Regions from separate parts of the Mus musculus genome. Here all the other regions are linked to region 2. A link is a loop called in an ENCODE intact Hi-C map of the cell type or tissue named here. Cell type or tissue: left cerebral cortex. All regions are shown on one strand. Each heading gives the region's core, and the rest is flanking DNA. Links, peaks and the distances in the headings are about the cores only. Region 1 has its middle 73 kb from the start of Gm5420. Region 2 has its middle 89 kb from the start of Aldh8a1. Region 3 holds the start of Sgk1 (serum/glucocorticoid regulated kinase 1).

What was found. Hi-C counts contacts between places; a loop is a spot of excess contacts. Peaks named below come from ENCODE experiments on the same cell type or tissue, not always from the same donor. Only the 100,000 strongest peaks of a DNase experiment are listed, where the experiment ranks them.
Region 1: it touches region 2 in a loop (4-fold over the local background); 4 of 42 quality-filtered maps call a loop at or near these places.
Region 3: it touches region 2 in a loop (6-fold over the local background); 5 of 42 quality-filtered maps call a loop at or near these places.

What each region holds. Positions count from the first base shown.
Region 1 is chr10:21,759,211-21,769,291 of GRCm38, reverse strand. No RefSeq gene overlaps it. Among named protein-coding and RNA genes, the nearest start is that of Gm5420, 73 kb to the right of the region's middle. In left cerebral cortex, for the core only: a CTCF peak has its summit at 5,028; DNase peaks (open chromatin) are centred at 5,064, 5,489, 6,099, 6,572 and 1 more place; H3K27ac peaks cover 2,060 bases.
Region 2 is chr10:21,461,103-21,471,183 of GRCm38, reverse strand. No RefSeq gene overlaps it. Among named protein-coding and RNA genes, the nearest start is that of Aldh8a1, 89 kb to the right of the region's middle. In left cerebral cortex, for the core only: a CTCF peak has its summit at 5,667 (motif pointing left); DNase peaks (open chromatin) are centred at 4,819 and 5,648; H3K4me3 peaks cover 206 bases; H3K27ac peaks cover 454 bases.
Region 3 is chr10:21,877,607-21,887,687 of GRCm38, reverse strand. It overlaps Sgk1 (serum/glucocorticoid regulated kinase 1), which reads right to left and starts at 5,504. Exons shown (of 14, transcript NM_001161845.2): 1 at 4,981-5,504. The coding sequence starts at 5,049. Gm46215 (a long non-coding RNA gene) reads left to right here and starts at 5,410. Exons shown (of 3, transcript XR_001779732.1): 1 at 5,410-5,495; 2 at 5,938-5,990. It overlaps Gm23839 (a small nucleolar RNA gene), which reads left to right and starts at 8,796; the gene lies at 8,796-8,904. In left cerebral cortex, for the core only: no CTCF peak of the experiment used is centred there; DNase peaks (open chromatin) are centred at 3,945 and 5,361; H3K4me3 peaks cover 2,446 bases; H3K27ac peaks cover 2,318 bases.

The sequences.
Region 1 (10,081 bases), core at 3,377-7,376, 300 kb before region 2:
TCATGTCATTCATTGGCTTGGGGGTTGGTATTTGTACCTCATGAGCCATCTCTTCGGCCCTACAACTTTGTAACTTTTGTCTACATTTCCCCATTCGTCACTTGCCTTCAACACTTGTGTAAGATGAACATCTTAGGTTCTTCATATGAGTAGGTTCATGTGATTGTTTTTCTGTGCCTTGTTTATTTTATTTATGATAATGAACCATCAGAGTCATCTATGTTGTCATAAATATCAAGATATTGTTCCTTTAGTGACCAAATATATTCACATTTTCTTTACATATCTATCCATATGTGGACAATTATATTGATTTCATATTTTGACTGCTTTAAGGAATATAGCAATAACTTGGTTGTTAAGATATCGTTTGAGATAATGGTTTTATTTTCTTTATATACATCATGGTTGGATGTTGCATCAGGCTCTTTTGAAAATGACTGAGATTGTGCCATCTTGTCCAGATCTTAGCCTGACTCCATGATTCCATTTGTATCTGCTTGGATACTTTGTTAACCTCCAAATCCCCTAAGCAGTAACACCCACTTTGGTGTTACTTGAGATGTTCCATGACCATGACCATGGTCCAGATGTATAATTAAAACAATGAATCTTTGGCCAAAACAAATGTTATCAGGTTCCCCTGGCCTGCACCTGACAATCATGTCATTGTGGGTTTTGTAGAGTTTGCAGTTATATACTCTGAGCTTTGAGGGTACAGAGTTGCTCTAGGTAATTCTTATTTGGCCTTATGTGCATGGTGGTCTGTAGCTTTCTCACTTGGACTGTAACAATTTGAAAAGGAAGAGAAGACTGGGGGGAAGGTTCAGTCCCTTTCAGGTATGAAACCATAGCAATGATTGCTTTCTGCGAATGGAAGGATATGCATTTACAACAATAGAAATACACAGAGACACTGGAACAGAGAGAAACAGGAAGCAAAGAAAAGCAAAAGGACTCTAGGAACAAAGGGAAAATTATAACCTGTAACATGGGGAGAAATCATTACTCATTCAGATTAACAGTGGAAAAATTAAAATGTTGAATATTGACTGATGTTGATGTTTTCTGGGAAAAAACATTTCTAGTCTCTGAGCACCTCAGACATTGACTCTGAGGATATCATCACATAGAGAGCCAGCCTGGGTTACATGGGAAGACCTTCTCTCTAAAACTAAATCAAACCAAATTTAAAGGCCCTATGAAGGATAGCAGCTGCACAACTTTGTGCTCATGTGATGCTCGAAGGGCAGCATTTCTCCATGTGCTCATTTACTTTGCTCTTTATAATAAATTTGGCACACAAACCATGAGATGGCTCAGTAGATAAGGGTGTTTACCACTAAGGATGAAATATCTGAGCTCCATCCCCCAAACTCCCATGGTGGAGGGAAAGAACCAACTTCTAAAGTTGTCCTTGACCTCTACATTGGCTCTGTGGTAACACATGTGTTACCCTCCCCCACCAATAAATCAATTAACATAACTTGGAAATAAGAAAGAGACCCAGTAGACATAAATCAGCACAGAGAAAGCTCCAGACTGACAAAGATGTTCTGCCCTTTGTGGAGGACCCATGCTCAAAACCTGAGACCAACCTTCAAGCAGCTTGCTGTCCAGATCATCTTAGGTGAAGATACGTGGACTCGCTGGTGTTTGGTTCTGTCTGTGTGCTGTGTAGCTGAAATCATTCTGTAATGGTCTTTTGCTTCTAAACCTATTGGCTTCGTTTTGCTAACTATAATTTGAGCAGAACTTTTCTTTGGATTTACATTTACCCTTTTGGCTTATTTCTCTGAACAGCAGGGGTGGTTCATAAAGGAAAAGCCATCAACCTTGTCGCAGCCCCTCTGATTGCAGGTGACACTTACTGAACACAGAGGTAGCGGTGGATTACACTTGGTCTTTAGGAGAGGTAGCAGGTGGTGACAGTGCTCAGGAGTCCGGCCAAGACAATAGGGTTGTTAGTAAAAGGAATTTTTAGGCTGAGAAGCCAAGTGAGAATGTGAATTTCAGAAAGACACAGCAGGTTTATTTTAAAGTTGTTTTTTTAGCAAATGTATAAAATTGTGCATTTCTTTATGACATTTTCCAGCACACATATCATTGCAAACAAAACACTTGTCAGAGATGAAGTATAAAATCTATTTTTTTTTCTATGTTAGAATCTACATTTATTGAAACCCCTTACCTAGTTTCACCAGAAATTAGCTTGCTTAAAATGTAATAGTGTTATTTCTTCCAAATGGACATGGTGGTGTCTAACATTTACCTCCCTTATATTTTATTCTCATTATTTATCAAGTTAATATGGGAAAATAACACTGCTGTACAATTTAAAATAATTTTTAATGGAGAAAAGGCGCATGTTTTCCCTATTTCTACGTGGCATGTGTGAAATGTGGACACAGAGCCCAGACTTTGCTATCTGTCTGGTAGCTCTTGCTCTGTGCTGCTCTGTGAGCCTGCGGGAATGTCTGCCTTTAAAACCACATCACTTTCTCAAATAGTGAATCTGTTAAAACAGAGAACCTTTGCTTCAAAACACTAAAAAAAAAAACCAGTTGGTAGCTTGTCTGAAAGGAAAGGCAGTTATGTCTACACTGGTACAGGACACAGTTCTGGTCTAATCGTACCCTCTGAGAAATGTAGAAAAAAAGGAAACACACACAGATACACAGAAAGAGAGACATACACACATAAAGACATACAGAGAGAGAGAGACACAGACATACACATATACAAACACACACATATAAAGACAGACACAGAGACAGTCATACACAGAGAGAGACATATAGATACACAGACATACACACACACACATAGAAACATACACAGAGACAGATATACACACACAGATAAACACACGCACAGAGACAGAGATAGAAAGAGAGAGAGAGAGAGAGAGAGAGAGAGAGAGAGAGAGAACACAAGGTCTGTATGTATTGTCAGAACCTAGCTCAGGAGACTCACTCAATACTGTTGTCCAAAGAAGCAAATAGATCCAACATTTTGGGTTATAGATTGGCTACATCACTGCGTTCGTTGCTCATTTTGGGATTCATCAGTTGATTCTTTTGTTTGTTTGCTTGCTTGTTTTCAGTTTCTAAATGTTCCATCAGAAACTTTACCTGTGACCTTTCCTCCTTCCTATTAGCTTTCCTAAGACACCTGCAACCTATGCCTCTTACCCAGTTACACCTGGGATCAGCTTGCTTAAAATGCAAGTGTTATTTCTTCAAAATGGACACTGTGTCTTACAGCCTAGAAGCCATCATGGCAGCTGGGCAGTGGTGGTGCATGCCTTTAATCCCAGCACTTGGGAGGCAGAGGCAGGTGGATTTCTGAGTTCGAAGCCAGCCTGGTCTACGGAGTGAGTTCTAGGACAGCTAAGGCTACACAGAGAAACCCTGCCTCAGAAGAAAAAGAAGAAGGAGGAGGAGGAGGAGGAGGAGGAGGAGGAGGAGGAAGAAGAAGAAGAAGAAGAAGAAGAAGAAGAAGAAGAAGAAGAAGAAGAAGAAGAAGAAGAAGAAGAAGAAGAAGAAGAAGAAGAAAGAAGAAGAAAGAAGAAGAAGAAAGAAGAAGAAAGAAAGAAGAAGAAAGAAGAAGAAGGAAGAAGAAGAAAGAAGAAGAAGAAAGAAGAAGCAGCGGTGCCATCATGGCTACTGCCCTGATTTGAGGCTTCGGTCCTGTGAGGGTCAGATGATAGCTGGGTGTAGCAATGGGAAATCTGGCTTCCTCTGGTTCATGAGAGCAGGTTGTGCAAAAAAAAAAAAAGAAAAAAAGAAAAAAAAAAAAAGTAGGTTGGAGCCTAGCATGGCAGACAGTCACAGCATGGGGAGGCTGAGCAGGGTCCTGTTTCAAAAAGAAATAAAAAGTCAAACAAAACAAACCATAGCATCAGTCACTGGAAATGGGTCACAGCAGGAATATCCACTCCACAGAAGGCAAGGATTACAAAGCGAGATGCTTTTTCTCCAGTGAGTAGGAACAGGGCCTCTACCAGCGCACCACTGGACAGATAGGACAGGGACAGAGACGGTAAAGAGAGGTTGAGAATGAATCCTTGAGCTGCTGATGTTCTGTCGCCCGTGGGGAGTGAACCACAGGAACGTCCTCTTCCCCAGGTCAAAGCAGGTCAGGGGGCAGTTATCACAAGCAGCACGCGTGGGCATCAGAGCACACCGATGCTGCTCACAGTGTCTTCTCTGTACACTAAGGTGACCTGGACAGCTCATCGAACTTCTCAGTCTCCGATTCTTATCTGTGGTCCACGAACACAGAGCTGGGGAGTAACTGAGACCTTTATCACTCACAACGTGGGTCAGGCACTGCCAACATGGGACTCTCCTGGGAGCTTGTTAAAGAAGCACGGTCTTGGGCCAGCCTGAGATCTACTGAGACAGGATTTGAATTTTAACATGGTCCCTAGCTGTGTGCACAGTTGGAGAAGCATTAAACTAGCTTACTGGTTACCAAATCTGAAAAAGTATGACATTTGGGAAGATTTAAAAATAGGAATTCCTGGACACCCCCTTTTTTTCATGATTCACTGGGCCAGGATTTCCTATCTATCTATCTATCTATCTATCTATCTATCTATCTATCTACCTATCTATCTATCTATCTATCTATCAGCTGTCCATCTATGTTATTATTGTTTTACTTCTTTCATGAATATCTATACACCATATACGAGCCTAGTGCCACAGAAACTGGAAGAGGGCATGGGGTTCCCTCTTCTGAACTGGTTACAAGCTGCCACGTGGGTTCTGGGAACTGAGTCCAGTCCTATGGAAGAGAAGCCAGTGCCCTTAACCGACAAGCCATCTCTCTAGCCACTTAGTTAGCAATCTTCAGAATGCGCTATCCTAGCTGGCCTGATAGAGCATGCCTGGAATCCCAGCCCTTGTGAGCTAATGCAGGATACGTGTGAGTTCAAGGCCAGCCTGGGTTACACAGAGACCATGCTCAGAAAGGAAAAGATATATTTATCCTTTCCCAATTACCCTACTGGCGGTTGCTAACGTTGGCAGAAAAGCCGTTCTCGAGGGTTTGAGGATGATGGATTTTTAGTCATCTTTATTTCACGGCACACAGAAGGTTCTCTGAAAGCTTAGATTTTTGGAGTGGGTACAACAATCTTGCAAATATGAAAAAAAAAGAATACTAGAAAAGATTGATTATGCCATAGGATTGGAAAAGAAGCTAAAGGAAAAAGAAATGACACTGTAAATGTGTGTGTCCCTTGAAAGCTCAGCTGGACCTAAATCAGTGGCCATGCATGGTATGAGGCTCCAAGATAGTGATGTTTAACATGCCAACTACAGCTAATGGTCAAGAAATGGACTTTTAGCTACAAATTATGAAATGTTATTTAAGTATTTTTCTTCAAGTGAATACATTTGCAAGCTATAAATCACTTTCTTATGAAACAACTCTATGATCTTGTGAATTTTTATTTTAAAAAAGTACCTCTTACCAAATATAGCCATTTCTGGGCATCTGTGAAGAACTGGGTCCAGGGCCCAAATCTGGGGGTGCTCACATCCTTGTCTAAGATAGTATAGAATTTGCATATTACTTAAACATATACTCCACTATTCTTTAAAGGATCTCTAGATTACTTAACAATATTTAATACGATGTGAATCTGTGGACTGTATTTCTTAGGAAACAATGACGAAGAGTCCGTGCAGATGGCCTAGCCGTGCCAGTTAGCCTGTCCCAGCCTTTCCCCTGAATTGGAGATGGCTGCGCCTTTGGGGAAGTCACAGCTCACCATGAGAGCAGCGCACTTGCACCTCGTGCACAGCTGACCGGCACTGACCTGTTAGGCAGAACTGACCACCCTTCTCTTCTTCTGCCGCCATTCCTCCACAGCTCAAAGGTGAGTCATCTCCACTTTGATGGACCGTGGACCCCTGTGGTTTGCCCAGTGTTAAAGTGTGGGTGAGGTCTTGCTGGATTACATCGCCACAGTTACAGCCACATAACCAGAACTCAGGCGTAGGCCCGTTTTCCCATAGCTTATCTCTGTTCCTCAAGGCAAGTTTGTCTTGCGCCTCCTCCAAATCCAGAACAGTGCTATTCTGGCAATATCTGCTAAATCGAACTGAGAAAACCATAGACTGAGCCACTATTCTTAACTCTGATGAGCAGCAAGTGCAGTGCGGTCTCTGCAGCCTAAATGCTCTCCAGCAGCCCAAAGGCTGCACAGCCCCAGTGTCCTTCCCGCTAGATGTAGTGAACCATTTCTGTGCCTGTGAATGCTCAGTGGTCAGACAAATCACCAGGGTCCTGAAAACCTCAATCGTGGGCCACCTGGGTTTCAGTGAACTCTCGAAAAATCGCAACGGAGCCATTTATACAGTATCCAAGGTATGTTCCCAAGGAAACTTATGATTAGAAATAAATAAATAAATAAATAAATAAAGCTGTGCTATCCTTGTCACAGTTACCAGGAAAGGAACACATTGGAGGTAAGACAGGCATGAGACGTGGGAGTCGGTGGCCTGAACCGCCTCTGGTGGGTGTTGTATACAGGCACCAGCAGGGCCATCACAGGCGGCAGCACGTGGGCTGCTGTATGAGGCAAAGAGCCAACAAGCTAGTTATTATGTGTATTTTCTCCCTCCCTGCTCCTCAGCCTTCTGAGTTATTTTTATGCTCATCTGACACTTGCTATCTTTTTCAGACATGCATTCACAAATTAGAGAGACAGTATTTTTTTACTGGCATCTTGTGTATTGCTCCTGATGGATGGAGTCCTGAGATGTATGTGTGAGACACATTAGTTTGAAAACAATCCCAAATGGTGAAATGATGATTCCGGAATGATGGGGTCAAAAATGCATAAATGAGGAAGGGTTGGGGGAGAGAGAACTGGAAAGCTAAGCAAAAGCTACAGCGATGCTCAGGAAAGTGAGGAACACAAGCTACCATGGTCGAATCGAAGCAAAATAACGTAGTCCACTTCTGTCATAATGGACATTGTGGCATAATGTATCAGGGTAGCAAAGCGTCTTCTGGCCTTCAGACGGTAGTCACATCTGTAAACCAGGTGAGTCTGAGAGTAGAAAACTCTACCCACACAGCTCTGAACTCTGATCCTGAGCCCGCCTAAGGCTTGCTTAACTCTTTACTTCCAACTACTTGATACAATCAGATCAGCTCTTTCCATGGATAAAAATACATATTTCTAAAAACCAGTATATTTCCTACTTGTTTGTTTACTTATTTATTAACTTATTAATCTACTTTTTGCCATTTGGATTTCTTTTTGATATAGGGTGCCAGCTAACTCAGAACTTGACAGGTAGGCTAGGTTGGATTTGTAGCAATCCTCCTGCCTCTGCTTCCTAAATCCTGGGATTAAAGATATGCACTACCACACTCAGCTTATTCCCTTATTCCTGCTCTCCATTCAGAAACGTTGAAGCATCCTCTTTTAAAAATAGATTATCTTTTACTTATTCTTTGAGGATTTTATACAATGTGTCTTGATCATACCCACCCTTAATGTCTGCCTCCAGCTCCTCCTGGATAGTCCCTAACACACTGCTTCCAGTCTTCATGGTCTCCTTTCCCATACGGAGAGTTCAGTTAGTTCTTGCTGCTAGAACGCTGACAGAGTTTGGTCGCTGGACCTCATTTAGGTCTTGTGCAGGTAACCACAGCTGCAGTAAGTCCGTGCAAAGGTCATGTGTTGGGAGGACTACATTTCACAGAGCTCTTCCCTACCCTCCAGCTGCCATGGTTTTGTTTGTTTTGTTTTTCTACCCTCTCTTCTGCAATGTCCCCTGAGCCTCGGGAGGACTGATATGAATGTATCCTTTAGGAATAAGTACTCTGAAGTCACTTAGTCTCAGCACTCGAGCTATCGATGAGGCTCTGCATTGCTACCCAGTGAGAAAGAGGCTTCTCTGACTATACTTGAGAGCAGCTCGAATCATTGCCCATGGTGGCTCAGGGTGAGCTCCTAAATTCAAGGCCAGTCAGGTCTACAGAGCTAGTTTCAGGACAACTAGGCTAAACAGGGAAACCACTGAGAGAGAGAGAGAGAGAGAGAGAGAGAGAGAGAGAGAGAGAGGGAGAGGGAGAGAGGAAGGAGGAGGAGGAGGAAAGAAAGAAAGAAAGAAAGAAAGAAAGAAAGAAAGAAAGAAGATGAAGACGGAGAAGAGAAGAGAAGAGAAGAGAAGAGAAGAGAAGAGAGGCATTAATCTATGTGTATAAACAAAAACATTTTGCCGTGTCTGGATAGCAGAACAGCAATAGGAGGTTCATCTCAGCAGTCGATTCAAAGTCAGGCTGGCCTGCAAGAGACCCTCCCTCAAAACACCAAAATAAAATAAAGCACAGAGAGACATAAGCATGACCGAGAAATATCAGCGGTAAGCATATAACCAGGATAATTGAAAACACGTTCCCACAAAACCTCATATGAATAGCCACTGAAGCATTATTCATAGCAGTGGTAATGTGGTAGCAATCTAAATGTCCCTCAGTCGCTGAGTTAGGGAGACCAGGTGCATCGTACAAATGGAACGCCATGGAGTGTAATAAAGGCAGAAAAGCCAGCATACCCCACCATGCTCAACATGCAACGGACAGAAGGCTGCATGCTGTATGATATCACGTACATGAGATCCCGATCTGATAAATGCATAGAGACAGAGAATAAAAACATACCCCCTCGTGGCTGAGAGGACATGGGGGATGGGCACGGAAGACAAAGAGATCATAGAATTCTTCCATGAGATGGATGAGACATTTTTCAGAATCAGATATAGTAGCGGTGGTTACACAATTTTGTGGATTTACTTAATCTATTAACTTGCACGCCTCTGAACCATGAATTTTACACGTAAGAATTCTGTTTCTAAATAGTGAAAGAGTGGTGAGAGAGATGGCTCAGCATGAAGAGCAGTGGCAGCTTTTTCAGAGGGCCTGGGTTTGATTCTTAGCACCCACATAACACAAGAGTGTTTGTAGTTCCAGGGAATCTGACATCCTCAGGCCTCAGCAGATGTGCACCTAGGCAGACACTGCAGATAAAGTAAAATACTTTTAAAAAATTAATAGTACACCTGGATATGGGAGTATGCACCTGTGAGTCTAACCATTTTAGGGTTAGGTGGGGAGTGTAGAGGCAGGATGGTTAGGAGCTCAAAGACATCCTGAGCTACATAAGACCTTGTCTCATGGAAACAAAGAAACAACATGGCATAACTGGTACAAACCTGCACTAGCCACAGTAGGAGGCTGAGCAGGAGAACTGAGAGTGTGAGTTTATCCTGGGCTACATAGTAAATCCCAGGCTAGCCTGAATTATACAGTGTAACCCTGTCTCAAAAAACCCAGAAGGAAAATAAGACACAGCACATAGCTTCTCAGGGGCTACAGAGGGTGTGGCTGTGGAGCGAGCCTCTGTGCGAGCTCCTTCTGTCTCCTTTCTGGCTTGTCTTGGACTTCAGTTTGAGGTCCTGCAGAAACCCAGAACTCTCCATACCTCTGCAACATCCCACGGCCTCTGAGAATGACTCTGCTCTCAGCTTAAGGAAAGACAGAGATACGCCCTCTCCTAAGTCAGCCGCCACCAACGGAACCAGAAGAGTGACCTCCATGGTCCTGCATGCTGAGGCCTCAGGCCAGGAAGGAAAGAACTTCTATCAGACAGAAGACACGTCTTGAGCTTGTCAGTGCCAGTTCAGAGGAACAGAGAGACACATTCTCAGTCCTTAGCATTGCTTTCCAGAACATCTAGCAGCCTGTTTGCCATCTTACATGGTGACGTGGCTGGAGAGCCCTTGTCCCACTAGAAGCTATCTCCAGGAAGTTGTATTATATGTAAAAGTTCAAGAAACTTCTGTGAACCTTTCCTTTGTCAAATAAAATATCACTCAATACAGTTTAGCACTGTAGATGGCAAATTTTTAAAGATGCATTTTTATTTATGTATCTGAGCATTTGCCTGCATGTATGTATGTGCAACATGTGTGTCTGCACACAATTCCAGGGGTACAAGATCCCCTGGAATTGGAGTTGTGAGCTGCTGTGTACTAGCAACCAACCCAGA
Region 2 (10,081 bases), core at 3,806-7,805:
TTCCCAACCTGTCAACAAGCGATAATCTGTCACTATCTTTGACACTTAAGAAGGGCAAGATGAAGTCCAAGTTCATGTAGTAGCTCTGCAGATGTGCCCAGTGAACGGGTCCTCGCCACAGCCACCAGCGTCAGACAGACCTGCCTCCTCGAAGCAGGATGGGCTGTGCTTCTTATTATCATCATTGCAGAAGGCAGTGAATGGGCCTTTGCCTCAGCCACCAGCGTCAGCCCGACAGATCTGCTTCCGTTAAGGATCTGCATCCCGGAAGAAGCACAGCATGGGCTGCGCTTCTCCTCGTCATGGCGACCGGCAGATTTCTCACCACCTTCGTCGCCATCACAACTTCAAAATGGTCCTACTCCGCAGCACCAGATTCACATCCAAAACATCTTGAGTTGACTCTGACATGCATACATGCATGATCGATTTTAGAAATTGACATATTTTTTATAATCTGATACGTCTGGGCTGTGACTCATCGGCTTTCATTTCACACGCACTGCTTTGGGAGTCCGCGTGAGCGGTAGCAGCTCGGCTGCAGCTGTTAAAACTTTACAACTACACTTCTTATGGTGCTTTGTTTGAACGGATGGTGGCAATGTTACTGTTTTTATATTTAAAGAACAACCTAGTAATTTTTATATTTCATTATTTCATCTTCTAATTTTAGAAATTACTCTCAGCTTCTGCTGTTACCCTGGTCTTTTAGTAGCTTTTCGTTGAGCATTTTCAAGTTTGACCTGACTGGAGGAAGACAGTTTGAGTGCTTAAAGCACAAAGCATCAGAGGAAAAGGAGAAAGCTAAGAGGAGGGGGGTAGGTAGAGAAGAGAAGGGGGAAGAGGAGGAAGTGGGGAGGGCAGGAAGAAGAGGAGGAGGGGAAGGAGGGGGGAGGGAAGAAGGAGGAGGAGGAGGAAGAAGAAGAGAAACCTTGATAAAAACGGATTACTGAGCTCTGATCTTGGATAAAACTGGATTACCAGTGGCTGAACTTTGTACCCTGCACTGTCCCACACTAAGCTACTTGGCAAGCACCCAGCATCTCAGTTGCTAAAAGACTGAGAGTGTGCCACCTCAGTCCTGTCCCCTTCTAGCCCCCAGTGTCTCATTTTGATACCTGCAATAATGACCCACACTAGTCTCACCTTAAACTCATTCCAACAAAGGGCTATGATGTCCACTCTGCTTAAAGTATTCCTGGTGTTACATAGTAGAAAGTGCTGGTTTCACAGATTGCTGTCTGCTCTAGTTTTCTTTATGTTGTTGTGATTAAAAACACACTGACCAAAAGCAACTTGGGAGAGTAAAAGGTTTGTTTCATTTTAGGGGTTACAGTCCATCACTGAGAAAGTCAGGGCAGGAACTTGAGCAAGACTTTGAGGTAAAAACCATCAGGTGATGCTATTTGCTGGCTTGCTGGACATACGTTTAGCTAGAGTTCTTTCTTTTTTAACAAGAAATATTTTCGTGCAATGTGTTTCTCCTCTGACTCCTCTCAGATCCTCCATATCTCCTTTCCCACCCAACGTAAATGCTTTTTCCCTCCCTCTCTCTTTCAAAAGAACCAAAAGCAAAGCAAACAAAATCCTCAAAAATGAAAATCAAAACAAACAAGCAAAGGACCAAAAAGATGGAAAAAAAAAAAAGCCAAAACAAAAAGTCAACAAAAAATATCTATTGACTTTGTTTTGTCAACTACTCCCGGGCATGGGTCTATCCTGGAGTGTGGTTGAGATACTTACTCAGTGGAATTCCACTGGAGAAAAACTGAGGGTTTTTTTTCCCTTTGCCAGTGGGTATCAGCTGCAAAGAGGTTCTTGGCTAGGGGTGGGACCCTAGATCTCCTTTCCTGTCTCATGCTGTGATTCCATTAGCTATCTCTCTTATATAGTCCAGAACTGCCTGTCTGTGGAATGGTGTTACCCACAGCGGCCTGGGTCATCCTGTTAGACATGCCCAAAGACCAACATGATAAAGACAATTACTCAATTGAGATTTTTTTTTCCAGGTAATTGTAGGCTGCCAAGTTGACGATTAATTCTAACTAGGACACTAACCGTTGTGTGTGTGTGTGTGTGTGTGTGTGTGTGTGTGTGTGTGAAATCCTCTCCTCTCCAGACAGCTTAGTCTTTATCATCTCTTGAACTCTCCTTAGGCTTTGCAGACAGGCCCATGCTTTAAGTATATATAAGTTTTGGCTAACACAAGGTTCTGCTGATCTCTGCTCACTTTCCATTCAATTAATGGTAATATGTTCTGGGCATCATAAGCCATGCGGACCCACGCAGCCCTGCAAAGAGGTGTCGGAGCCTTAGACCCAGGACGGCGGTGCTTGGTCAGTGTTAGGTCTTCCCCACCTGACTTGTCATTAGTGAACAATGATAAACAGCCCCATGACACCCAGCTCTGTAGACTTCCCGTGGCCTCCTGGATGAACGTGGGGCATTATCACCTAGCTCAGAAAAATAACCTTACTGATGACTGACTATATTTCCACACATCTCTAGCTGGAGTACACAGAAATGGCACCTGAACTGCCAGGTGTTTCCTCTAAGCATGTCCCAGGGGCATCGTAAACTCCTACGCTGATCCTTCAGTCTCCTTTCCCAAGGGACCGACACCCACTGAACAGCAGTGAACTCAAACAGCTTCTCCCTTTGTCTTCGCTGTTTGTTACTGTGATAAAAACTGTGACCAAAAACAACTGTGAAGGGTTCGACGTACGCGACCCAATTACTGTTCATTACTGTGGGAAGTCAGGACAGGAACTCAGGCAGGGCGGGAACCTGGAGGCAGAAACCGAAGCAGAGACCATGGTGGTGCTTACTGGCTTGCTTTCCATGGCTTGTCTGTCCAGCTTGATTTCTTAAACAACTCAGGACCACCTGTCCAGGGTTATGCTGCACATGTTAACAATTAACCAAGAAAATGTCTTCAGACTTGCCTAAAGGCAATCTGATGGAGGTGGATTCTCCACTGAGGTTCCTCTTACCAGATAACTGTAGCTTGTGCCAAGTTGACAAAAAAAAAAAATAAAACAAAATAAGACCTAACTAGGACACCATCTCTCGGAAATCAACCTGTCTTGTGGCTCATAAGATTTGGGTCTAGATTCATAAACCCGTGGCTCTTTCCCCAGGCCCCAACAGCCAATTGTTTAAAACTTTTTTATTCTGTTCCCCTTAAGGGAAGGGGACCAGGCCAGGAGACAGGTTTCTCTTCTCCCCAGGTCCCCCTGCACCAGCTGAAACAAGGCTGTCACCTTAAAAGCCCAGCTCACATGCTCAAGAGAAATGTTACCAAGGACACACAAATTTCCTGGATCATTTTCAATTACTGAGGGAAGGTGCCAGCTGTTAAAGAAAACTAAAAAAAAAAAAAAAAAAAAAAAAAAAAAAAACCAAAATACCCACAAAGGCTGTGAGATCTTTTCATTCCCGCTCTTGAGGTAATTTGTTCTGATTACAACTATTTCAGAAGACAAGATTACACACCAGGGAAGCACAGAGATGAAGAAAGGGAAAGCTCTCCCCTGCTGAGGCTGCACCAGCTCAGCGCCTTGTTTGGAAGCAAAGGCCAAATTCCCATTCCACATTAATGAAACCTTGTTAGCTGTGAACACTGGAGCTGAACTGAGCTAGTGAGAGAGATGCTGGGCCATCGGTACAGGGGAGAGGGGTGGGGCAGAGGAGAGAGGGGTGGGGGCAGAGGGGAGAGAGGCAGGGGGCAGAGAGGAGAGGGGCAGAGGAGAGAGGGGTGGGGGCAGAGGGAGAAGGGTGGGGGCAGAGGGGAGAGAGGCAGGGGGCAAAGAGGAGAGGGGCAGAGGAGAGAGGGGTGGGGGCAGAGGGAGAGGGGTGGGGGCAGAGGGGAGAGGGGCAAGGGGCAGAGAGGAGAGGGGCAGAGGAGAGAGGGGTGGGGGCAGAGGGAGAGGGGTGGGGGCAGAGGGGAGAGAGGAGAGGGGCAGAGGAGAGAGGGGTGGGGGCAGAGGGAGAGGGGTGGGGGCAGAGGGGAGAGAGGCAGGGGGCAGAGAGGAGAGGGGCAGAGGGGAGAGGGATGGGGGCAGAGGGGAGAGAGGCAGGGGACAGAGAGGAGAGGGGCAGAGGGGAGAGGGATGGGGGCAGAGGGGAGAGAGGCAGGGGGCAGAGGGGAGAGGGGTGGGGGCAAAGGGGAGAGAGGCAGGGGGCAAAGGGGACAGGGGTGGGGGCAGAGGGGAGAGGGATAGGGGCAGAGGGGAGAGGGGTGGGGGCAGAAGGGAGAGAGGCGGGGGGGGGGCAGAGGGGAGAGGGGTGGGGGCAGAGGGGAGAGGGGTGGGGGCAGAGGGGAAAGGGGTGGGGGCAGAGGGGAGAGAGGCAGGGGGCAGAGGGGAGAGGAGTGGGGGGCTGGTGCATTTGGAGATTATTGCTATTTTTATCTTCTTAAAGAATGGGAACTTTAATATTTATTAAAAATAAAACTTTTACCATTACATTAGATGAAGAAAAGACAAAGTTGAAATCCAACATCACTTAAATGGAAAAAAAAAAAAAAACCACGAACCAGGATTGCAAAGTAGTAGACTTAAATATCTGTGCTTTCAAATTTTCTCTACCCCATCCCAGATTCATGTTGCCAAATTTCTTTAGATTTCTCCAAGTCTCTCCTCCTATTGAGGTGGCATTTTCATGGTAGGCTACGGGTGGGCAATCTTGTTTACAAGGGGCATCTGGTTCTTACAAATCCTGTAAGACAGAGCAGACAATCAACCTTCCAGCTGGCCAAGGGAAAACAGCCTGTCTGCACTGAACAGATCCAGGCTCCATTAATGACTAGCATCAAGAAGAGACAAGGAACGCTGGCCCAGAAATGTACGCAGCAACATGATTGGCCCCACTGCTGTATTCTTGCCTTGGCATAACAACCACAGGATGGAAAACATCTGGAGCAAGCCACCCTTCTTGGATCTCTGCTAGAGATGAAGGCAGGAAACAGCTCACACCGGAGCTAGGTGTCCGTGTCCATCAGTGATCACAAGAGGTTTAAGCAAGCAGAACTCCTGTGTGAAATTCCATAACTCACACAAGGAAGCCCAGGGTCCAGCTGACCCAGAGCCAAGAAGAAAGTTCTAGAACTAAAGAGGTATGGTTGCAGAACAGCTTTTCCCTCTGGTGAACGGTCTGTGAAACCTCTAAGACTCTCCATAGCTCTACCCTCGCTGAGCACATAACTGAGGTCTTACATGGGAACTGTGTAGGAAGCTCAAGAACATGCCAGTGCATACAGGTGTGCCAGTGTTCATCCGATCCTTGCCCAGTGTGTTTTCAGTCTAATTATCTAACTGAGATTTGGTTGAGGAGTGGCACTTGTGTGCAAGTGTCTGCTTGTTTGCTTATATAAAAAGGCAGAACGTGCCCAGCCTTAGCATTTTAAAGTTATAGATGCATATAAGAAAAGTAAATGGAGAAGTGTTTCAGAATCACCAATTGCAGGACCCCGTGTTTTACAACGGAGGAATCCAAGGGAAACTAAGGTGTCTTTCATTCTGGCCTTGCTCCAGCCACGGCAGGGCAAAGATGGATCCCAAGCAGCGACCTTAGACAGCACTGACCCAAGCTGCAGGCTGTCGGGAGTGGGGTTGGAGATGCGACAAGAAAGATTCACAGATGAAGAAACAGCGTCACCTAGTGGCGATCTATCCGTTTCCAAGCCATCTTGTGATACAAAAGCGCTCTCTTTTCTGTACCCCAATTTCCCAAGACAACTAATATTTCAGAATGTTTTATCTTCGCGGGCTCTCCAAAGCTCAAGTGGGTTGCCATCCAAAACGCGTTGCCTAACACGTTTCCCAGCCTCTTATGCTACTTTCCAGGGTCGACTCGGCAACTATCTGCTTCAAGGGCCGTGTCCATTTTGCTATCGATCTCTGTGTGCATCTTGCTTCAATTCCGGACATTGCCCGGGGCGGTGCTGCAAACAAGCATGTAGCTGTGTCTTGGTCAAGTTTATTTGTTAGCTCATCTTTCTTGTTCTCAGGTGTTTGCTGCTTTCACTGTGTTTGAGAGGCCAGACCTGTTCCCACATCAGGACCCTAACTTTGGAGATAGGAAAACAAAACAAAATATGTTGTTGATGTTATTTTTCTTTTTTTAAGTATGTGCAGCATCTCAGGGTGATGGGGAGGAGGAAGCCCAGAGTCAAGAGTTCACTGAGAGCATCCACAGAGCCAATCTGCCACCATCTTCATGAAGTTCACCTGTATAAACTTACAAAGGATCTCCACAGCTGGGCTTGTTGACTCTTCCCCGTCCCTCATAGAAGGATGGTCAGGGAGGGTCACAGGACCATCACCTGGGTATCCAGCAACTCCTTCCAATTAGGCGTATGCTAGTCTGCCCTAATTGCACATGACATCAAAGAAGAGCTTGGCGTTTATAGACTGGAAAGGACTGGGGAGGGGTCCCACCTATAGCCAAAGGGGCAGTTACCATTCATGTTGGATACAGATATTCCAGTGTGGTGGCTTTAAGGCTGTACATGATCCTGTCTCCAAACTCCATTGCTCTGTCAGTAAGCCTAATAAATTCACAGATTGCCCCAGAGTCAATATTTGGTGGATCCATGCCTCCCTTTGTCCTTTGGACCTCTGTGGGAAGGGTAGACATTGTTTCTATCTCCCCAAGAGAAGACATTTTAGCAACACTGAGAAAGAAGCAAGAGCCCAGGAGGAAGCCAGGAGGGAAATGAGACAGAAAAGCAATTTAAAACCACAGTAGGAAGATGCTGAGATGCTATTCAGAAGAACTTGGCCTCAGTATACAATTAGATTCCACCAAATTATGTACCACGGCAAAACAACTGCATGCAAGACTCCAGAAAACACAATACTTTACTCACCCTAACCATTTAGAACTATTTCCTCCACAAAATGGTCCCTTCATTTAATAGCTAGAAAAACAGGACCCCTGAAGATGAGTTGTTTGTCAGGATTGGGGTGAGACTTTGTCTACATTGGGTCTATTGTGTTCTAATAAAGAACAGTTAAGTAAAACAAGAAATATTTTTAGGAGAATAAATTAATTTCAAGCCAGAAACTCCCTATGGTCATTCAGTTTTGTCCTTACTTATCTGCTGAAAATACATTTGCATATCCACATTGTCTATTGTAATTATATCATCCCCAAACAGAATGAGTCTGATTTCTAAGTGAAATAACTATTTAATAGATGCTACTCTTAAAATATAAATATAAGAAATATAAATATTTCCAAAGTAGATGATTTCCAAAAATAAAAGGAAGCAAGCCATTGTGGGCTGAAAGCAAGAGATCACTTAAAACATCAGAGGAGCATAGCTGTATATGAGCTTCTGGAAAGTTCTGACTCTGCTGGCTTCATAAAAGTGTTAGCCCCATTAGTGTCGGAGGTAAAGATAGTCAACAGGCAATGTTAAAATGTATTTGTAAGAGGAGCTCAGTACAGCTGCAGTTATATATGGCAAGGTCATCATGAAGCTCATTATTTTAGATCCTAACTGAAGAATTAATGTAAATTTGTCTAATAAGACAATCATGACTAATTCTAAGGGTGGTCGGTCAACACTTTCTCTTTCTGCAATGCTCATACAATTAGAATATTTGCTCACTAAAGTCTTGACAAAAAGGACAGCTCTGTCACTCCTGCTATGTCAAGTCTCACAAAGAAGCTCTGGGTCCCGTGACTTGCCTATACATAATGCAAAATGTGTGTCTGGGCTGACATTTTTCTTTAAATGAAAACCAGACATTTCTCACAGAGCTAAAAGCTAAAGTCCTATGATCCTGCACATTGGCTGATGCTATTACTGTAGCATTTTATGTTAAGGTGAGCATTCCATTCATTGGATGAACACCCAGTGGTTTAGGGAACTAGATGGGCTGTCATGACTCTGAAGCTGCCAGACCACAAAGTATAATAAGACTTGTACAGGTTCTCCTTTGCCCAGCTGGAAACAGCTGGCACACTGGAGTGTCTCATTTCTAAATTCTCCTAGAAGCATGGCTGCATGGACTGGCCAGAGGGAGGTGGAAATACCCTGAGGTCTGACTGATGTCTCCAACTCTGCTTTCCTACACAGCTCTCCTGGCTCGCTGCCCTCCGTGGAGCTGTCTTCAGACGCTGTGCAGCTCATGGAACCCTGGAGTATAGAAACATCTGCAGCCCTTGCTGGGTCACCTCTTTCAGTTGTAAATAGAGCCAGGCTTCAAAAATGTTCTGCCTCCATGCTTGGCTGTTTGAAAGTGTCTGCTTTATGGCTTTAACTGCTTGACATATGAAAAATTAAAACTCTACACATTCAAAGCAGGACATGGGACTTAGTGAACTGAAAAATCAGAGTCCATTGAAAGTGGAGGCTCTGGGTCCCTTCATCATTAGAAGGCAGAGACATCAGACCTCCAGGGTCACTATAGCAAGCTAAACGCCACAACCAAAAGGAACTGCTCATTTGCTAGCATGCCTTGGCCAAGAAGAATTGTGTATTCACCAGAGCTATATTTTTAGAGAAGAATCCATGGGGAAACAAGTTCATCTGAGCAGCTATAAAATATCAGGCCATAAACGAGCACTTCTAATGAGCCAGATACAATGCTGTGATTATGGGGCAATCCAATAGAACTTAAGGGTAACATATAATTAAAAGAGCCAATCAATCGGTCTTGTGTTTAAAGCAGTAAGAGCCTCAAAGAAGAAGTGGTCCTTAGACAGAGACTGGATTTTGGAAGGGGGAGAAGGCAACAAAGGCACTTGACACACAGAGATAAATCCTAGAAAGAGCTGGAGGTTGCTGATCAGTCTGGGCAGGAATGCCAATTTAGAATAGATAAGATCACACACACACACACACACACACACACACACACACACACACATACCATTTCACTCTCTCAACTATGTTTCTATGACTCTACTCCACTCTAACAAGGATATTCCCCAAGAGCACCCAGGAGAGAGAGAGAGTTCGGTAACATCTCTAGTTATAATCTAACCATACAAATGATGGTTCCTAGACCTCATGGGGACAAAGGCATGGTAGCTCATTTTCATGTTCTCAGACCTCTGCTCAACAAACATCAGAGCCAATTATCTTTGAGAGAGAATGCATGGGTCATAAAACTTAACATATTTATTATCTAGATTTCTGATAAAGTGTTTTCCCTCTTCTGCCACAGCTAAGAGAATCCGCACAGGGCAAATTCGTGGGCTCTATGGAAGACATGATGACTTTTGAAGTTTAAAGGTCAGACAGTAGACAGGTATGACTTAAGAGGTGAAGAGCACACTACTTCGTAGATATTTGTTAGCTCATGGCCAGCCATTCTCAACCTTTCTAGTGATATGACCCTTCCCTAATGCCAGAGTTCCCCACACTGTGGTTACCCCAACCATAAACGTATTTTTGTTGTTACTTCATAACTGTGAGCTTGCTATTGGTGCAAATCATAATATAAAATCTGTTTGCTGATGATCTTAGGCCAATCCTGAGAAAGGATTGTTCGATACCCCCCAGCCCCCAGAGGGGTCTCAACCCACAGATTGAGAGCCACTGCTCTCAGAGCTGGACCATGATGTAGACAGTGTGGAGGCATATTGCTGTGTTCCTGCATCAAGGCTGTGTGTGTTGGCAGAGAATCTCCCTGCTACCCTCGCCCTGAACCTGCCTACCACCAGTCACAGAACCTGTGGTTGAAGCTGTTGACTAGCCAGGTTGAAGCAGGGCATTTGTGTTTCTAGAATGCTAGTAAGCCATGGTTAGCATGAGTTCAGTGCTCCTTCTCCAGCCAGAATCAAAGAGATACAAAATCCCTCGTGTTTCTTTGATCTAGAACACTCAGCTATGTGACTCTAGTCATAGTTGAGAGTAGAAACAAGAACCACCACAGCAGTCTAGGAGTAACCCAGCCACAGACATGGTCATAACTCATAAACTCATGTCAAGAACTAAATGTCAGGACTTTTCTTCCAGACAAACAAGAATCTGCAGACCTTCAGACACCTTTCAGGAGTACTTTGATGCTGGCCACCAGCCACAGAGTTGAGAATGAACAGGACCAAAAAAGAGCATCAAGCA
Region 3 (10,081 bases), core at 3,743-7,742, 420 kb before region 2:
AGGCTGCTTTGGGAAGGGGTACCACCCAGCATGTTCTGCTGGGTTCTGACAGATCACTGTCATATCAGTGACAGTTTTTGTAAAAGCCATTGTTACTATGGAACAATAGAAGGGATTGCTTAAGTTCATGTCACCATAAAACACTGAGACAGAGCATAAGCTTCTTGTCAAAGTTGGTGAGCGGTCTGTAAGCGACTCCATGAAGACAAAACAGCAGAACAACTATGTTTGTCCCTACCCTGTTGAGAAGGGAATGAATGGGACAGGACTGGTTTTGTAGCACAATGAAGAAGACATCCTTCTAGATCTGCAAGGAAAACCTTGGAATGGGAAGCTAGTTTAGCCCCATTCTAATCTGAGTCCTTAGTTAATATCCTCATAATTGGCTTTGTCATTCTTGCTTCAGGGAGGTGTGTGAAAGGATGCCTGAGGGGCATTCTTCCTTCACCTGCTCTCCTTGGGGGGTATGTGTGTGTATGTGTGTGTGTGGTATGTGTGGTATGTGGTGTGTGTGTGTGTGAGTGTGTGTGTGTGTTTGTATGGGTGGTGTGTGTGTATGTGTGGCATGTGTGTGTGTGTGTGTGTGAGGCATGTGTGTGTGTGTGGTGTGTGTGTGTGTGTATGGGTGGTGTGTGCGTGTGTGATATGTATGTGGTGTGTGTGTGTGTGTGTGTGGTATGTGTGTGTGGTATGTGGTGTGTGTGTGTGTGTGTGTGTGAGTGTGTGTGTGTTTGTATGGGTGGTGTGTGTGTGTGTATGTGTGGCATGTGTGTGTGTGTGTATGTGTGGCATGTGTGTGTGTGTGTGTGTGTGTGTGTGGTGTGGTGTGTGTGTGTGTGTGTGATATGTGTGAGGTGTGTATGTGTGTGGTATGTGGTGTGTGTGTGTGTGATATGTGTGAGGTGTGTTTATGTGTGTGGTATGTGGTGTGTGTGTGTGATATGTATGTGTTGTGTGTATGTGTGTGTGTGTGCCTGTGTGTGTATGTGTGTGTGTGTGTGTGTTTTCTTTGAGGAAGGGTCTTATTATGTAGGTTATAAGGCAATTCTACACACTTTGGCCTCCCAAATACTAGGACTATAGCTCCTGGCTCCTGGTTCCAAATCTGAAATTCTATCTGTCAAATACCTTTGAAATTTGATAAAAGGTAATAATAGCAGCATGGCTGTTATCAGATTTCGTTCACATACTTGGTGTATTTCCACTAAGGATTATCAAATTCAAGGCAATATCATTTATTTGTGTTTTCTGGGTCATTCTGCAGGAATCCACGTCAGGGAGGAATCTTTAACACCTCGGAAAGGGATAACCTTTATCATAATTGATATATTCTCCAGCTCTCAGATTTTCACATAAAAACTGAGAATAATAATTTTTCCATTCATCTTAACTGAATTTTGTAGGCTCTCAGAATAAAATATAACCTGTATACATCTAGCACCAATTTGTCATTAACACATAGAATGAAAGAAAGTCTTACCTAGTTTAGCTTAGCAATTGTAAGCTAAGTGAAATTAGTCAAGCTTTTAAAACATCAGAGAGAAAGGCATTAGTCCAGAGGATTGTGGGGAAAGCATCAGACCTAGCTTTGCTTAGACATTGCTCCTCCAGTCAGCAGCGCTGTCTCCAGTGACTGCTGCTACTGAGGGGAGTCCGGAGAGCTAGGAGAAGGTTGCCTCCTGAGGCTGGGCTTCAGATATTGAGTAGTGACATACCTATTTCACATGGGGGTGGAGGAGAGTCTGACATGAAACGAAGAAAGAGGAGAGGGGGATGATATGAGACAAAACATCCAATTTGGAACTGGGCATGATGGTACCCTCAGCATACAATCTTAGCACTTATGAGGTGGAGTCAAGAGGGCAGGAGTTGAGGCCAGCCTAGACAACAACAACAACAACAACGACAACAAAAACCACACTTGATCTTTAGACAAACAAACTGACATTAACCAATTAATTGTTCAGTCTCTCTACATTACACTTTGCACAGAGAATCATTTTTCTTTTGTTGGGTTGCTATGAGGAATAAATGAAATAATCTGCAGAAACTGCTTGGTCCATGAGATTTAAAACACAGTCAGAATGAATACGGCTCCTGGTGGGCCACCATGGGAGCACATTAGCTATAGTCCCTTCTGGTGGCTCACTGGATTCCCTCTGGATAGCTGAGAAATGTAGGAAGCCGTCTTTTAGTGTTTTACAATCAAAAAATTGTGTTCAGGACTCAGTTGTTTCTTTGGTGAGTGTGTGTGCACAGCCCTCCCCACCTCCCCAGAATCCAGTTCTGTTCACAGCTCAATGTGGGCATTAGACAAAGGTTTACTTTGTAGGACTGTCTAGCTGGGCTAAAACTAAGATATGCAGAAATGTGTGGAACTTCAATAGAACATAAGGAAATGGATTATTCTTGGCCAAAAACAAAGACATTATAGAATATGAATTTGTATGTAAGGCACATAGAGCAGTTCAGCAAAGTATTAGCATCCATGACAACATGAGGAGGGAAGGAAGAGTTCCAGAAAAGGTGAGCTAAACTTCTCTACTGTCTTCTAACTGTACACATTTATTTTCCTATTACCTGTGTAATAACAATAATAATACATTTAAAACCATGTATGCTGGAGCATGGCTGGGATCCCAGCACCTAGGAGTCACAGGCCCTCAATGATCAGGAGTTCAAGGTCAGCCTCAGCTACGCCATGAGCTGTTGGAAGCTAATCGGGTTTAGAAGAAAGAGACCCCGTCTCAAATCAGTCAAACAAAAACACCCAAACTAGAAAAAGCCAAGGCAAGGTCAGAGTACAAGCAGAGAGCATTTAGAATACAGAATAAATCGGATGTGTAATAAAACAAAGTAGACAGGAATCAAGGAATTTCTCCCCAGGGCTGTCAATGACGTGACACATGTCACATTCTACTGTCCTTGAGGGGCAAGGAGAGCAGAGGGGGGGCAGGGAGATGTCAGACCCAATCTCCAGCAGACTGAACCCAGTGAAATGGCCTGCTGGACCTCATGGTGTAAATCTCTTTCTCCCTGCAGTTTTTGAGAAGACATCTGTACCCTGTCTCACTCTTTCCAAAACCCAAGGTCTGCAGAAACACTGGCTGAAACACACTGGTAAATTATGCTCGTAAGCAAAATGCAACCAGATGTCAAGCTGGGATTTCTAGTAGTATATTTTGATGGCAAAGAAAATAAGAAACTATTATAATAAATAAACAGTATGTAACTGACACTTGGTTGACTGACAATATATAGCTGAAAGGGTTCTAAACTCCCCAGGGACTGTGAACGTAGTTCACTGTTTGGGGATGGGGCTTGTGGGGGAGGGGTGACTTGCATGCTTGAGGCCCAGCACTGTAAAACAAAATACCCTTAATAGCACCAAATAAATTAGTTAAGATAGGCATAAGCTCATAAGCCTAAACCTATAGTTCCAATACACAAGAAACTGAGGCAGGAGGATCATTTCAGCCCAGGCATTCAAGACAGCTTGGTCAATGTAGCTAGAGAAAAAAAAAAAAAAAAAAAAAAAAAACAGCAAACTTTGGCTAGTTAGTTAGAAGGAAGTAAAGAATTTAAGGACTAAATAAAAGGGTGCTTCCCTTGGAAAAGTATCTTTTGACTACAGGGGAGACCTTAGTAGTGCGGGAGGACCAAGAAGCTGGGCTGACTTGCAGACTCTACTGGGGAAAGACCTCTCAACTGACACTGGCTGCAGGAGTTAGCGTTACTCAGATTTAGTGCGTATCGTTTGCATTTGGCCATAGATTTGGGGATCTCTAAGCCAGGATGTGAGAGAGCTCCTGCTGGCGCTTGCAGACTGCTGGTTTGCAGACCTGCCTTTCCAGCTTGACCCTTCAGTGCTAGGAGGCCGTCCAGCCCAGCCTGTAATTCATTACGTTCTGTTGCCTTTTCGGCACACACAGACGCGGCCTGAATGAAGGGAAGGGTGAATGAATGGAAGGAAGCAGCTGGATAGGACCGCCCCGGGCACTAAATAGGACGGCACAACTGGGGCTACAGGAGCCTCCTATTGCTTAAGAGACACTCCCCATAAGGATGTCAATGATCAGTCTTCCAACAACCACTCATTTCTGAGTCCCCACTCATGTATAAATTTGCAGAGCCACAGACCTCCAGTGTGGCCATTGCAATGAACTGAGTTTATCTGTGAAACAGAGAAAGGTCTATTCATTTACAGCCCTATGACATTACTAACATTATGAATGAAAGGAATTTAAACAAATGTATACAGCAAATGTACATAGCAGCAGAACCCTCCCCGCACGCCCCCCCCCCCAATCATAGTTTGGGCTATAAAACAGGCTATCCCTTATTCTTTTGGTAAGGGCACGTGTGCTAGGCAAAATTGAGGCAACTTGAAATAGAGGGTTTGAGATGTTGGGAGTCCATCATTTCTGTCAAAGGTCACTCTGGTCCTTTCCTGTTTACCCCAAAGATAGAGATAGTGGCAGAATGGATTTGAGGAGCCAAAGCTGCTTCTAACAATTGAAGACGAAAATGCAGCAGCCCTTGAGACGGAGGGAAGGTGTGGCAAAGTTGAACCCTTCAAAGATAAGAGCGAGAGAGCTACTTAATTAGCCCAGACTAAATTGCTTCTTATTAACTGCACTCGGGCCAGCTGTCTTTGAAACTGCCTTGTAATCCTGGGCATGGCTTTGATTGAGAAATCTCAGTTCCCATCTTAAACCCATTTGAAGGCATCTCGGCCCAACCCCCTTCTTCCAATGCAACTCCTCTGAGCCCCCCCTTTCCATCAACATCTCCCCTACCCACCCCCCAACAAATATGAATCTCAGCAGGGCCAGCGCTCACCTTGACCACTGACACCAGAAGCTCTGCTTTCACGAAGGGCTCAGTAACAAAACCCGAGGCTTACCCTAGGCAAGCCTCCAAAAGCATTTGAGAGAAGCAGCGTAGAAAACAAAAGCAACAACCACAACCTGGGCTTACCCGTTTCTTAAAAAATTGGAACGCTGAGCATTTCTTGACCGGGAATCCATTCATGTCTTTGTTTACCATCTTCCACAGAAGGGACTTCACAGTTATAGATCCAGGGTGGCACCGGCTTGGTTTACTGCATCTGTATCCCGATCCGCCTTCCTGGAGACGGTGAATGAAGACCGAACGGGATGGAGAGGCTAACGGGGCTCAGTTTTTCACTCGCTCATCCTGCTGCGGCAGCGACTGCAGTAACTCGCCCCACTTTCAGAGGCCACTGGCAATGGCTTTTCTCTTTCCATCATTGCTTTGAAACGTAAGCATCACCACAACAGGACCCCGGGGCCGGATGGCGGGATACAGCAAATCTATCCAGAGATGCTCTGGCGGGCGCTCAGGCGAGAGCAGGGTACCGTCCCCGCCCCCAGCTACCGAGCTGCTCCCGGGCTGAGCGGGGAGCGAGCGACTCGCTCTGCTCCAGGTGATGCGCTGCTGGAGGCTGCTGGAGGAGAGCTGTTTTTGATTGTGTAGGTTCCAGTGGGAGCTGTAGTTAAGCAGCTGGGGGAAGGAGTAAGAAAGAGCTGAAGCCGGAGGGAGGGAAGGAGGAAGGGAGAGAGCCTCCTCAGAAAGGTAAATGGAAAGAGAAAGCAAGGCAGGAAGGAGCAAGGATGCATGCATGCATATGTGAGTAAGATCAGAGGATGGTCAGGAGACACAGAAAACACAGAACAACGGATTCCCTTGGGAGGGTTCTTTGAATTGGTTTTTCTTTGCAACAATGTGGTAACCAGAGTAAAATGCAGACCCAATAATGTAATTCTCAATGAAGTTCTTCAGATTCCGGTTCTGATACCAAGCCCCGGAGGCAGGGGGTGGGGGGCATCAAACGTGTTCCTGCCCTATGAAACCTTGAAAAATAAAATAATGTGCCTACACATGTGTAGCAGTGAATGGTCTCTTACTCTGTAGGGTCCTCGGATGCCCTTCCTTCCGCTGTGACATTAGAAGGAACAACTGGGGAGGTAAGCCCACCCTTTTCAACAGAGAAGCCGGCAGTAAGAGAAAATCAATGAACAGAAACAAAGTGTGCAAAACCAATAGGCAGAACCTTGCCCAGACCTTCACCAAAAATTCGTGCTGAATCCATTCAATGCTAAGGGAGTCACAGGAAGCAAGGACGAGTCTTTTTACATGCCCCAACTTATCCTGAACCTCTGCAAAGTGAATTCATTTAACAAAAACATTTAATTATGCGTAGCTCGTTTCCACTTGTGCTCTTTGATGCTGATATTTTATGAGTTTTGTTTTGTTTTTTAAATAGGATTTATAGCAAAAAGGTTTGGGGTCCCTGTTAGCATGTGGTTTTGATCAGCTACTTCACCTCCGGCTGTACTTTGGTCTATGAGATAGACATACACGATCACTCACTCACTCACTCATTCATTCACTCATTCATTAATTCAGCCACTCAATCACTTGTTTGACATCTCATTCTATTCAAATATAGCATTCAAATCCAAAACCAGTAAGCGTTCACTGGTAGGAAATACACTAGAACTATCCTTAAAAATAATTGTTGATTGAGTGCTTGCATGAAACCATGAGTTTAATCCTCAGGACCACAAAACAAGCAAACAAACAAAAGAAAAAACAAAACAGCGACAGACACTGTGGCAACATGGGATTAGAACCCCTGCAGTTGGGAGGTTAAAGGTAGGAGGATCAGAAATGCAAGCTTATCCTCAGAGTTTGAGGCCAGACTAGAATTCATGGGATCCTAGCCAGAAACAACACCCAAACAGAACAATAACAACAACAAAACCCACATTGTTACACCATTTATATGGGAAACGTGGATTAACTGGGGAAGAGGTGCCTGAGTTCCTTTAGAGTATGAGTTTCTATGAGGTGAGATATGGATGAAGTTGTACAAGACACAAGGATACATTATGTAATCTACAGCTTCAGTAGGCCGTGATTTTCCTAAAGGGGCCATCTAAAATCACCAGAGAGAACTCAAAGAGAATTATTCTAAGATGAAAGAAATGTTCCCCATCGGGATTATGGTAATGACTACAGTAAGAACCAAACTTCATCATGAAACGAAAAAGAATTTGTTTTGCACAGTAAAATTATACCTCAGTAAGTTTCATTAGAAAACAGTGAAAGCCATTCAATCTCTTTCCTGTTCCTTTCTTCACTGTTCCTCACAAAGTGTTATAACAGCCATTTATTGAATGTGGGTGATAAATATATATATTTTAAATAACCCAGGGAAGCGGGTGATTCTGGGGCCCTCAGTTGGATTTCCTGTTGTTCTACCACACAGACTTGCTTTGGCAGATTCTCCATTGACCTAAGGTGAAGAGAAATGTCTCATGGAGTCTATAAGGGAAGGAGACGAAGACAAAACTAAAGACTAATTCATTCTTCCTGTCCCCCAAAGGCCACCTCCAGATGCTGACGCCATAGCTAGCCTATGCTAGACTTTACACAAGGTCATGAGCGCAATGGTGCATACTTTGTATCACAGGAGCAATGTACATATCATGGTTTGAATGAGAATGGCTTTCAGAGGCTCATAGAACTGCATGCTTATCCCCCGGTTGGTGAACTGTTTGGAAAGGACTAGGAGGTGTGGCCTTGTGTCACTGAGGGGTGGCCTTTGAGATTGCAAAAACCCATTCCAGGCCTGCTCCCCCATCCCCCGACCCCCCACAGCTTTCAAGTCATGTCAGTTTATAAAGCTCTCAGTTACTTCTTCAGTACCTGACACTCTCCCTGCCATGATGATCACCCCTCAGAAACCATGAGCAAGCCCCCCAATTAAACATTATCTTTTATAGTATTTGCCTTGGTCATAGTGTCTCTTCACAGTAATAGAACATGACTAAGTATGTACACATGTACTTAAGCATTAGATCTATTCTCCTTTGCAGGTGACAGGATAGGAAGGAAAGGCAGGTGACAAAAGGTAGAGGGATCCATAATTTAGGGCCATAGTTTGGTCATTACAACAACAATAAAGTGTTTACAGGACACAGTTAGCTCTCTTGGGACAGCAGGGTCTCTCTTTCCTCTTGAACTTTCCTTGTCATAATGAGACCATTAGCAGATAGGCTGTAGGTTTGTATATGTGTGGCCCAGGAAGTGGCACTATTAGAAGGTGTGGCCTTGTTCGAGTAGGTGTGGCCTTGTTGGAGTATGTGTCACTGTGGGCATGGGCTTTAAGACTCTCATCCTAGCTGCCTGGAAGCCAGTATTCTGCTAGCAGCCTTCAGATGAAGATGTAGAACTCCCAGCTCCTTCTGCCTGGATGCTGCCATGCTCCTGCCTTGATGATAATAAACTGAACCTTTGAACCTGTAAGTCAGCCCCAATTAAATATTGTCCGTATAAGAGTTGCTTTGGTCATAGTGTCTATTCACAGCTAAGACATAGGCCTACTATCACCTCTGTTTCCTAAGTATCTATCTTGGTAGCCTCAATACAAATGCTTTAAAAAGAAGTACAAGGTAGTTTTTGTTTTACGTATATCTTTATGCATCTCTTTGTTATGTCTTGCAGTGTTGGAGATCAGATGTGATACTTCATGCATCCTAGACAAACCCTTTACTGTTGAGCTATATTTCCCACCTCCTTCCTTTCCTTTCTTGGTTTTGAGGCAGTATCTCACTAGGTTGTCTCTGGCCTTGTAACTTGTTCTGTAGTGCAGGCAGGACTTGAATTTGAGATCTTCTTGTCTCAACCTTCTAGGCTGCTGGAATTAGTGACTATACTACCAGGCCTGGATGTTTTTTGCTTTTTGTTTTTAAAGATGTAATTTTTGCCCAGTGATGATACCATCCTGGCTCCTTGTGCATTTTGAGGCTGGGGATGACAACATAGCTTTTCTTGGGACAGGCCAGCTGGACAACTGCTTGAGGCTTGAGGGCACAGTGTCCTGAGAGTGGGTGGGGGGGAAGCTATTTAGTTAGTTAGTTTGGTTGGTTGGTTGGTTTTGTGTGTCTGTGCATATGTGTAAGTATCTGAAGATGCAATGGGAAGTGAACTTGGGTTCTTGGAAGTGCTCTAAACCATTGAGTCATTGGACCAGCCCCTATTTCTGTTCTCTTCTTTAATTTTCTTTTTCCCTTCCTTCCTTCCTTCCTTCCTTCCTTCCTTCCTTCCTTCCTTCCCTCCTTCCTTCCTCCCTCCCTCCCTCCCTCCCTCCCTTCCTTCCATCCTTCTTTCCTTCCTTCTTTTCTTCCTTCTTTCCTTCTTTCTTTAAACCAAATAGATATAGATTTATCTATCTGAGAAAGAGCCAAGAGGCTCCAGGAAGGAAATATGCCCAATTATTTCTTATAGCAAAATAATCCTTGGTTTTATTAAATTAGTGAGTTGACTTCCCTCTTTTTACCACGCAATATTACTTGTTCAACTTTGTGATCCTGACACACTATGGAAGTGGCTGAGTGCAGTAGGCAGTGTCTTTTCAAATGAATTCAATAAGAAGACAAATAATCTGGCCCAGTGAGCCTGGCCCTGGGCTCTGCGCGGGAATCATTGGCTCCCCCTGAGCATGTGAGAGGGCTGCACGGCTGCAGTCCCATCATCTGGGCTGCACTCTGGTAACAGTCGCTGCCCTCCTCTCTCCTCTTATCTCCTTTAAGCCTCCTGATACTGGTTTCCTTCCTTTCTAATTGAATGTCTAATTTGTAGCATCTGATTGTCACAAAGAACACCTAAAACTTGGTTTGATCTTCTTCCCCTCTCCCTTTCTGTGCGTGTATGGGTGTGCACACACATGGGTGGTAGACATCAGATGTATCTCCTCTATCATTTTTTTTTTTAATTTAAAATACTTTCTTTGACAGTTTCAAGCATATCTACAACGTGTTTTGGTCATGTCCACCCCAACTCTGTTACTACCCCAGACTCCACCAGCATGTACCTTGCCTATCTTTGCTTCTGTCCACATTATTACTGTTGTCTTTGCTTTGTTATTATCCTACGACAGGTTCTCACTATATAGTCCTGGCTAGCCTGGAACTTGATGTATAGACAAAGAGCTCTCTAGGGCTAGGATTTAATGTGTGCTCCACCACCTGGCTTCTCCACCCTAATTTCT